Regions from separate parts of the Homo sapiens genome. Here region 2 is linked to region 1. Evidence: read pairs that join two places in POLR2A ChIA-PET (ENCODE). Cell type or tissue: MCF 10A. All regions are shown on one strand.

Region 1 (5,000 bases):
ATGTGCCCCTTAATCTAAAATAAAAGTTGAAATTATTTAAAAAACGTTTGAAATCGGCAAAAACAAAAGTTTACTTGATTTATAATTTCTTTTATTTTTTCAAGAGATATACAACCAATAACCACCATCTTATTAGTAAGATTTTAATGTTCAATTCTATATTTCCCTTATGAAAAGACTAATGAGAAAATGTATAACCATTATTATATTTTAATCTTTGGATGCCAATATTATATTTAAATCAATGATATGGCTTTAAATTTAGATCGGTTGAGTTGTCTTTGCAGAAGTTATTTGCTATACAGATAAAGTATATGTTAGAACCACAAATTAAAAGAAAATTTCTACTTTGACAATGTTTAGATTAGAAACAGTATCGAATGTTACATTTCTGTCTTCCAGAATATTTTTTTGTTTACTAAAGTCAGGACCTAATCGTAATGAAAAAAAATCACATCTTCCCTCAACTTTTCCCTGGAGGACTATAGTTCCGACTTACTTTACTTTTCTTAGGACTCAAAACTTCACAGCAGAAGAAATAAGGAACACTCATTAGCCCAAATCCATTTTTCCATATGAATATAATCTCTGTCATTTTATGCTCTTTTCTTTCCTGGTGTTCAAATAGTTATTTCACACTTTATCACATCCGAGTCCTTTTAACTTACTGCATTTCCTCTATCCATGGAATATTTTCATCCTTGTGTTTCTGTGGTCACTTGTCAATTTGCTTTTTTTCTTTCAGCTTTTCGCTCCCTCTGTTCAAAACAATGCAACTCCTGACCAGCTGACAACCGCAGTGCCAAGCCAAAGCAGAGGACACTGGTCGGTTCTGTCTGAGGTGGTTCTGGTCTCCAGTGAGTCTAATCTTTATGTCTTACAAGAGACCCAAATGAAAACCATAATGAGGGCAAATGACTAACTGAAAAAATTGTGACTAACATGTTTTCATAACACACTGACTGACAGGAAAATTACTTTGAAAAATGTGGTCTATTTTGATATACAGTACCAACTGTAATATCTCATAATTTACAATCCAGAGCAAAAAAACTATCACAGGAAGCTTTCTAGTTCTGTGAACAAAATACTTTATTTAACAGTATATTTTTAAAATTAATGACTGTCTAAATAGAGTGGATCATGGCAGATGGGAGGCAGGACTAGATTGCAGCTCCAGACAGAGAAGCATGTGGAGGCTTGCATTGTGAGTTTCAGCTCTAGATCAACTGCAAGAACAAACCAGCAATCTGGAGAGGAACCACAGATCCTCGGAAGGAAGTGAACTGCTCCTGCGGGATTCGGGAGACACCCCAAATACTGTGAGTGCCCCAACTGTCTAAGTGGGAAAGGGAGACCCTCCTCTCCCGAACACACACCGGAGAAGCTGAAGGTCTGTTTGTGGGAGAAGTTTCCGACTTTACCTAAAGCTGAGTCAAGTTAGAGAGCCAAGCGAAATACAGGGGTAGAGAAAGCAGCAGAAAGGCCCTGGGAGCTTGCCGGGTCCCAAAGCAGCCCATTCCTGCCTGGCACCACAGGGATCCCTCAGAAGGGTGGCCAGAGGAGCAGCAGGTAAAACTCCACAGGGAGAAGGAATTCTCTAGCTGAACTTTTTAACTATTTGAATGGGGTGAGAAGCCCCGGGGGTGGTGGGGGCTGCAAATCCGGGTTGCAGACTTCACAGGCAGGGGAAGAACTAAAGCACTTTTCTTTCACAGCTGGGAGGCGGATAGCCTCGGGCAAGTTTTCAAGCCCGTCTGGCAGCCCGTCTTGCCCTCTGCCTGGAAACAGACTCAGGGCTACTGGGGGGCACAGCGGGAGAGAAACTGGCCCTTCTGTTTGCGTGGGAGCTGGGTGAGGCCTGTGACTGCCGGCTTTCCCCCACTTTCCTGACAACTTGCATGACTCAGCAGAGGGAGCCATAATCTCCCTAGGTACACAACTCCAGTGAGCTGGGAATCTCACCCCCATCCCCCACAGCAGCTACATCAAGACCCGCCCAAAGAGAATCTGAGCTCAGACAGGCCTAGCTCCTTCCCAACCTGATGGTCCTTCCCTATCCACCCTGGTAGCAGAAGACAAAGGGCATATTATCTTGGGAGTTCAAGGGCCCCGCCCACCACTGGTCCCTCTCCACACTACTACACCTGATGCTTTCTGGAAGGCACCACCTCCTGACAGGAGGCCAACCAGCGCAAAAACAGAGCATTAAACCACCAAAGCTAAGGGCCCTCATGGAGCTCACTGCACCCTCCGCCACCTCCACCGGAACAGGCACTGGTATCCACAGCTGAGAGACCCATAGACGGTTCACATCACAGGACTCTGTGCAGACAATCCTCAGTACCAGCCTGGAGCCAGGGAGACTCGCTGGGTGGCTAGATCCAGGAGAGACAACAATCACTGCAGTTCGGCTCACAGGGAGTCACATCCATAGGAAAAGAGGGAGAGTACTACACCAAGAGAACACTCTGTGGGACAAAATAATCTGAACAACAGCCTTCAGTCCTAGACCTTCCCTCTGACAGAGCTTACCCAAATAAGAAGGAACCAGAAAACCAACCCTGGTAATATGACAAAACAAGGCTCTTCAACATCCCCCCAAAAATCACACTAGTTCACTAGTAATGGATCCAAACCAAGAAGAAATCTCTGATTACCTGAAAAAGAACTCAGGAGGTTAGTTACTAAGCTAATGAGGGAGGGAGCAGAGAAAGGCGAAGCCCAATGCAAGGAAATCCAAAAAATGATACAAGAAGTGAATGGAGAAATATTCATAGAAATAGATAGCTTAAAGAGAAAACAATAAAAAATTCAAGAAACTTTGGACACACTTTTAGAAATGGGAAATGCCCTGGAAAGTCCCAGCAATAGAACTGAACAAGTAGAAGAAAGAAACTCAGAGCTGGAAGACAAGGTCTTTGAATTAACCTAATCCAACAAAGACAAAGAAAAAAGGGTAAGAAAATATGAACAAAGCCTCCAAGAAGTCTGGGATTATGTTAAATGACCAAACCTAAGAATAATCGCTGTATCTGAGGAAGAAGATAATTCTAAAAGCCTGGAAAACATATTTGGGGGAATAATTGAGGAAAACATCCCCGGCCTTGCAAGAGACCTAGACATCCAAATACAAGCAGCACAAAGAACACCTGGAAATTCATTGCAAAAAGATCTTCGCCTAGGCACATTGTCATCAGGTTATTCAAAGTTAAGACGAAGGAAAGAATCTTAAGAGCTATGAGACAGAAGCAACAGGTAACCTATAAAGAAAAACCTATCAGATTAACAGCAGATTTCTCAGCAGAAACTCTACAAACTAGAAGAGACTGGAGCCCTATCTTCAGCCTCCTCAAACGAAACAATTATCAGCCAAGAATTTTGTATCCAGTGAAACTAAACATCATATATGAAAGAAAGATACAGTCATTTTTCAGACAAACAAATGCTGAAAGAATTTGCCATTACCAAACCACCACTACAAGAACTGCTAAAAGGAGCTCTAAATCTTGAAACAAATCCTGGAAACATATCAAAACAGAACCTCTTTAAAGCATAAATCACACGGGACCTACAAAACAAAAATACAAGTTAAAAAGCAATAACAAAAAACAAAACCAAAGCCCACAGGCAACGAAGAGCACGATGAAAGCAACAGTACCTCACATTTCAATACTAACATTGAATGTAAATGACCTGAATGCTCCACTTAAAAGATACAGAACTGAAGAATGGATAAGAACTCACCAATCAACTATCTGCTGCCTTCAGGAGACTCACCTAACATACATAACGACTCACATAAACTTAAGGTAAAGGGGTGGAAAAAGGCATTTCATGCAAATGAACACCAGAAGCGAGCAGGGGTAGCTATTCTTTTTAGTTGTTTTTTTTTGTTTTGTTTTGTTTGAGATAGAGTCCTGCTCTGACATTCAGGCTGGCATACAGTGGTGCTATCTTGGCTTACTGCAACCTCTGCCTCTCAGGTTCAAGTGATTTTCCTGCCTCAGCTTCCCAAGTAGCTGGGATTACAGGCACTCGCCACCATGCCTGGCTAATTTTTGTATTTTTAGTAGAGACAGGGTTTCACCATGTTGGCAAGGCTGGTCTCAAACTCCTGACTTCAGGTGATCCTCCTGCCTTGGCCTCCCAAAGTGCTGGGATTACAGGTGTGCGACACCACGCCTGGCTGGGTAGCTATTCTTATATCAGGCAAAACAAACTGTAAAGCAACAGTGGTTAAAAAAGACAAAGAGGCACAGTATATAATGGTAAAAGGCCTTCTCCAGCAGGAAAATATCACAATCCTAAACATATATGCATCTAATACTGGAGCTCCCAAATTTATAAAACAATTACTAATAGACCTAAGAAATGAGATAGACAGCAACACAATAATAGTGGGGGACGTCAATACTCCACTGGCAGCATTAGACAGGTCATCAAGACAGAAAGTCAACAAAGAAACAATGGATTTAAACTACATCTTGGAACAAATGGACTTAATGGATATATACAGAACATTTCATCCAACTACCACAGAATACCCATTCTATTCAACAGCACATGGAACTTTCTCCAAGATAGACCATATCATAGGACATAAAACAAGCCTCAATAAATTTAAGAAAACTGAAATTTTATCAAGCACTCTCTCAAACCACAGTGGAATAAAACAGGAAATTGACGCCAAAAGGAACCTTCAAAACCTGCAAATACATGGAATTTAAATAACCTGCTCCTGAATGAGCATTCAGTCAAAAATGAAATCAAGATGGAAATTAAAAAATTCTTCAAGCTGAATGACAATAATGACACAACCTATCAAAACCTCTGGGATACAGCAAAGGCGGTGCTAAGAGGAAAGTTCACAGCCCTAAATGCCTACATCAAAAAGTCTGAAAGAGCACAAACAGACAATCTAAGGTCATACCTCAAGGAACTAGAGAAACAAGAACAAACCAAATCTAAACCCAGCAGAAGAAAGGAAATAACCAGGA
Region 2 (5,000 bases), 140 kb after region 1:
AATAGTATCCAACCTAATGGGTGCGGTGTGACATCTCATTGTGGTTTTAATTTGCATTTCTCTAATGATTAGTGATGTTAAGAAACATCCACATAATAACATCCAGTCAGAAATACGGGATCAGCACTCAGAAGATAATGCATAGATAGGTAATGGTTGAAATACAATTAGATGAGAGACAAAACTTTCAAGTAAGACTGGTTTGCTTCTTCCATCTAAGACAGCCTGCTTCTGTCTTTGAAATCTCTCCAATCTCTCCTTTTTCTATATTCTTTCAATCCAATTCTGCTCTTAAGAAAGGATTTAATATGACTTGAGGAACATTTTTTATTTCTCCCAGGGACATTTATGTATGAAGTCTTAACACTGTTAAAGGAAAGATATATCCCCCTCCCACCACCACATGGTAAGGAGGATGGGATAAAGCCTTAAGACTTAGCTACAAGGCAGAGGTATGCAGGGCTAGTATTCTCGAAACCAATTTTACATATGACTAGCAGCTGATCCCCTATTTCACCTAAGACTGACAATTTTTAGAAACAAAAACAACCAACATTGATATAAAAATATGCTTTTGTACAAGCCAAGCATTTACTTGGGAACCTGTAGAATAAATTACAGTTGTCCTCTTTTACCCACAGTTTCATTTTCTGTGCCTTCAGATCTGAAAATATTAAACAGAAAATTCTAGAAATAAATAATTCATAAGTTTTAAATTTCATACCATTCTGCATAGTGTGATGAAATCTGTCACCACTCCATCCAGCCTCGGACAGAAATCACTCCTTTGTCCAGTGAATCCACAATGTGTATGCTATCTGCCCACCTGTTACTCACTTAGTACCATCCTGGTTATGATGACTGCTGAAGTATTACAGGGTTTGTGTTCAAGTAACCCTTATTTTACTTAGTAATGTCCCCAAAGTACAAGAGTAGTGATGCTGGCAATTCAGATATGCCAAAGAGAAGCCATAAAGTGCTTCCTTTAAGTGTAAAAGTGAAAATTCTCAAGTGAATAAGGAAAGAAAAAAATCATATGCTTAGGCTGCTATGATCTATGGTAGGAATAAATCTTCTACCCATGACATTGTGAAGAAGGAAAAAGAAATTCATGCTAATGTTGCTGTCACACCTCAAACTGCCAAAGTTACAGCTACAGTGTATATAGTAAGTGTTTAGTTAAGATGAAAAAGGCATTAAATTTGTGGGTGGAAGACAGGAATAAAAATGTATTCCAACTGATGGCAATCAAGTGGGTACTGTCCACAGTTTCAGGGTGGGAGTCTTCGAACATATACTCCTCAGCTAAGTGGGGACTAATATATATTTATGTATTTTAGAGTGCACAGCTAGAACTCAGAACAGGCCCTAAAAACTTGCTTAATATTTGAATTATGAGACTTTTCCAACATCTCACTTGTTCAACACCCTCAATTATGTGGCACACAGCCAAGGTCCTAAAAGTAGGCCAAACAAGCAAACTATAAAAAACTAAAATTAGATATCACAAATCTTTATTAAAAGGCACTTGATTTTCCTCATAGGAGAATCATTTGACACTCACTCAGTTATTAGATACTATTAGTTTACACATAATTCTAGCAAATTCAACTAGTCATTTTCCAATTTATAACAAATGCATTTACACTGGGGGTGAAGATGGAGACACGGGAGTCTCAGCACGCACAGTAGGCTAGGTCAGCCCTTCATACCTGCACACTTACACATTACTTGTATGCATCATTTACTAGAGTAGATTACAAGAATTGAAACTCTATAGAATAGCCTTAGTCATCAAAGGTTAAATTATATTAGTATGTGCTCTCAGAAATATGCATAGCTTGTACAGCATGTAGTTACACACACACATACACACCCATACCTTGTCTCCGTTTTTCTTCTGCTTTCTGCCAAAAGCTATTCAAACCTCAACCATTTCATGAGTCACCACACAGGCAGCTCTTACTTTGGCTTTACCTCTCCCTGCTTGGTTTCACCACTCCAATCACCTGGCTCAACTATAGAAAACCCTTCTGATTTTCCCTACTGAAGGAAACATCAGGGTTAGAGTGTCACAAAACACTACAAAACCGAAATGAATCCATGTATGCTCATCTTTGAAAGAGAAAGTCAGGGAGGAAGAGTTCGACAAACAGAAACAGGAATAAGAAGGGAAACATAGGGTTCAGCTCACAAATACTTGCAATTTATTTGAGTACAAAATATTCATTCCTCTAAGTAGTTTATTTATGACAGACACTTTGAGGTACTGTATACTCTAATCACTTGTTCTACTTTATCTGTCTTTAACATTACTAGGAAAAACTGAAGGATTTCCCTGTTATCTGGGTAGTTTTATAAATCCCGACAATAAAAAATCTACCAAGAGAATGTGATATTTAAGTTTTTGTATTCATATTTTTAAAATTCTTTTTAAAAATACAAAAATTAAAATCACTTATCCCTACTTGAAAAAAGAGAGAGAAATCTACTTCCTAACAGTGCCTAATGGTTATAGATCTCCACTAGTTCCTGTTGTATTCAGAGTCGAGTTTAATCTCTCTCCCCTAGTCTTGACTATAAAGTCTTCCTTACAAAAAAAAAAAGAAAAATATTTTCCTTACTTCCACTAACATAAATAAGCTTTATTGTCTGCATTATTCAGACCTAGGTATAAACATACACATGTAATAATAGCTTTTTAAAATAAAAATGTACATTTGTCCACATCTTGCTTTTCTCACTTAACAATGTCATTCTTTTCTACACTTCTCAAACATGGTGTATTTACCTAACAACAAGACTACTGAGACGGTTTTCAGTATTTTGCTATTCCAAGAAACACCAATGAATATGCTTATAACAAATTAGAATCTCACTATTAAAGTGTGAATATGAACAGCCTAACACTAATAGTTAGTTATAGAAACATTTTATGGTTTGGCCAACCTGATAGCCAAAATCTTCATTCACTTTTATTTTAGATTGCCTTTAAAAAATTATGACTGAGATTGCAGGCAGCTTCTCATGGTTTCTGGCAATATGTGTTTCTTCAGTGAACTGACAGTTTGTATTTTTTTGGTTGTTGTTTAGTTTTACTATTAAGTTCTAAGGTGTTTTTGATCAAGGTAATCAACCTTTGTATCTTTTAACTTGGTTGACAGTATCTACCACAGTACACTAACATTAAGAAAATTTATCCTTCCAATGGCATACTAGAAAACTGTTAACCTGCCTACTTACTCTATCTGATTAGAGTCTAGACACTGTGAAGTTCCATGTAACTTGTACATTTCCGTCCTAGAGAAAGCAGAAACCCAAAGGTTACCGTTTTATAACTTTTTAGAAAATTAACCAAATTTGTATCTAATCAATATTATTCTGAAGGCATCATTTTTCAATTTTCCTGGAAAGGTGAACTATATAAGTCCCTATTATTCAAATGCTCTAATATCAAGTTTTATTATCTTACTGGTTCCTACTTTAATTAAAATGTTGAATGAGTTTTTGACACATGTTCATTCTGTATTTTCATGAGAGTCATTTTTCTAATGTGTGAAAATTTCCTGACATTTAATTTATTTGTAGATAGAGCTATCACAATGTTATTCCTTTAAAGCACCTGGGCTTTCTCATTAACTGAGGAAGGTCATCTCCATCTCTGCACTGTGAAAAAATAAAAACAAAAAAATATATATACTCATCTATTTTCCACAGATTAAAAAAATTTTCTGGCTGGGCGTGGTGGTTCACGCCTGTAATCTCAGCACTTTGGGAGGCCGAGGCAGGCGGATCACCTGAGGTCAGGAGTTGGAGACCAGCCTGACCAACATGGCAAAACCCCGTCTCTACTAAAAGTACAAAAATTAGCCGGGCGTGGTGGCAGGTGCCTGTAATCCCAGCTACTCAGGAGGCTGAGGCAGGAGGAGAATTGCTTGAACCCGGGAGGCGGAGGTTGCAGTGAGCCGAGATCTCGCTACTGCACTCCAGCCTGGGTGACAAGAGAGAGACTGTGTCTCAAAAAAAAAAAAAAAAAAATTCTACTTAGAATTTTACCATGAATAGTATGATTATGCAGTTTTACTCTTTCAATATGTAATGAATTATATTGATATATTTCATTATAATGAAACATACTGTACATCTCAAATGAAAACTACATAGCATATTACTCTCTCAACAGACTACGAGATTCGATTTTCTAATACTTTGCTTAGGATTTTTGCAACCATATTTTCCCTTTTTTGCTATCTTCATTAAGTTTTTTTTGTACTGAAGTAATGCCACCTTCATATAATACAGTGAGATGCTTTCTATATTTTTAATATTTGGAAATAGTTTTAATAGTAATTTAAGAATTTTCAGTTACTTGTTAATGAACGACACTAGAAAGGGCAGTAAGTCTATAAAACTACATAGCCTCCTGCCTTTTATATGTGTGTCTGTCTGTCATATCTTTAACAACTCTAGATTTAAAGAAAATTGTAAATATAGAATACAGTCCTTATATACCCTTCACTCAGCATCCTCCTATGTTAACATCTTAGAGACAGGGTACAGTTGTTTGAACTAAGAAGTTAGCATTAGTATAATACTATCAACTAAGCTACAGACTCTATCCAGATTTCCCCAGTGTTTCCACTAATGTCCTTTTCTGTTCCAGGACACTATACTGCATTTAGCATCATGACTCTTTAATTGTCCTCCTCTGCTCTGTGATAATTTCTCAGTCTTTTCTTTTTTTCCCATAAACTTGGCAATTTTAAAAAGTATGAGTCAGAAATTTTGTAGAATGTTCCAAAATTTGGGTTTATTTTCTGTGTTCTCATGCCTAGACTGTGTTACGGATTTAGGGGAAGGATACCACAAAGGTGAAGTGATCTTCTCATTGCATCATATTGGGAGGTACATTCTATCCACATGACTTATTACTGGTGATGTGAATCTTGGTTACTTAGTTTTTAACAGTCCTTTTCACTTCATCCATCGTTATCAGTTTG

Evidence for each region. Peaks named below come from ENCODE experiments on the same cell type or tissue, not always from the same donor. Only the 100,000 strongest peaks of a DNase experiment are listed, where the experiment ranks them.
Region 2: POLR2A ChIA-PET joins it to region 1 with 8 read pairs; 2 of 35 experiments call an interaction of 5 or more read pairs at or near these places.

The regions. Positions count from the first base shown.
Region 1 is chr11:9,981,432-9,986,431 of GRCh38, forward strand. The region is part of intron 13 of SBF2 (SET binding factor 2); the gene reads right to left. Among named protein-coding and RNA genes, the nearest start is that of LINC02709, 220 kb to the left of the region's middle. RefSeq lists an enhancer at 1,045-2,244. In MCF 10A, no CTCF peak of the experiment used is centred here; a DNase peak (open chromatin) is centred at 1,920.
Region 2 is chr11:10,121,090-10,126,089 of GRCh38, forward strand. The region is part of intron 2 of SBF2 (SET binding factor 2); the gene reads right to left. Among named protein-coding and RNA genes, the nearest start is that of SBF2, 170 kb to the right of the region's middle. In MCF 10A, no CTCF peak of the experiment used is centred here; a DNase peak (open chromatin) is centred at 1,932.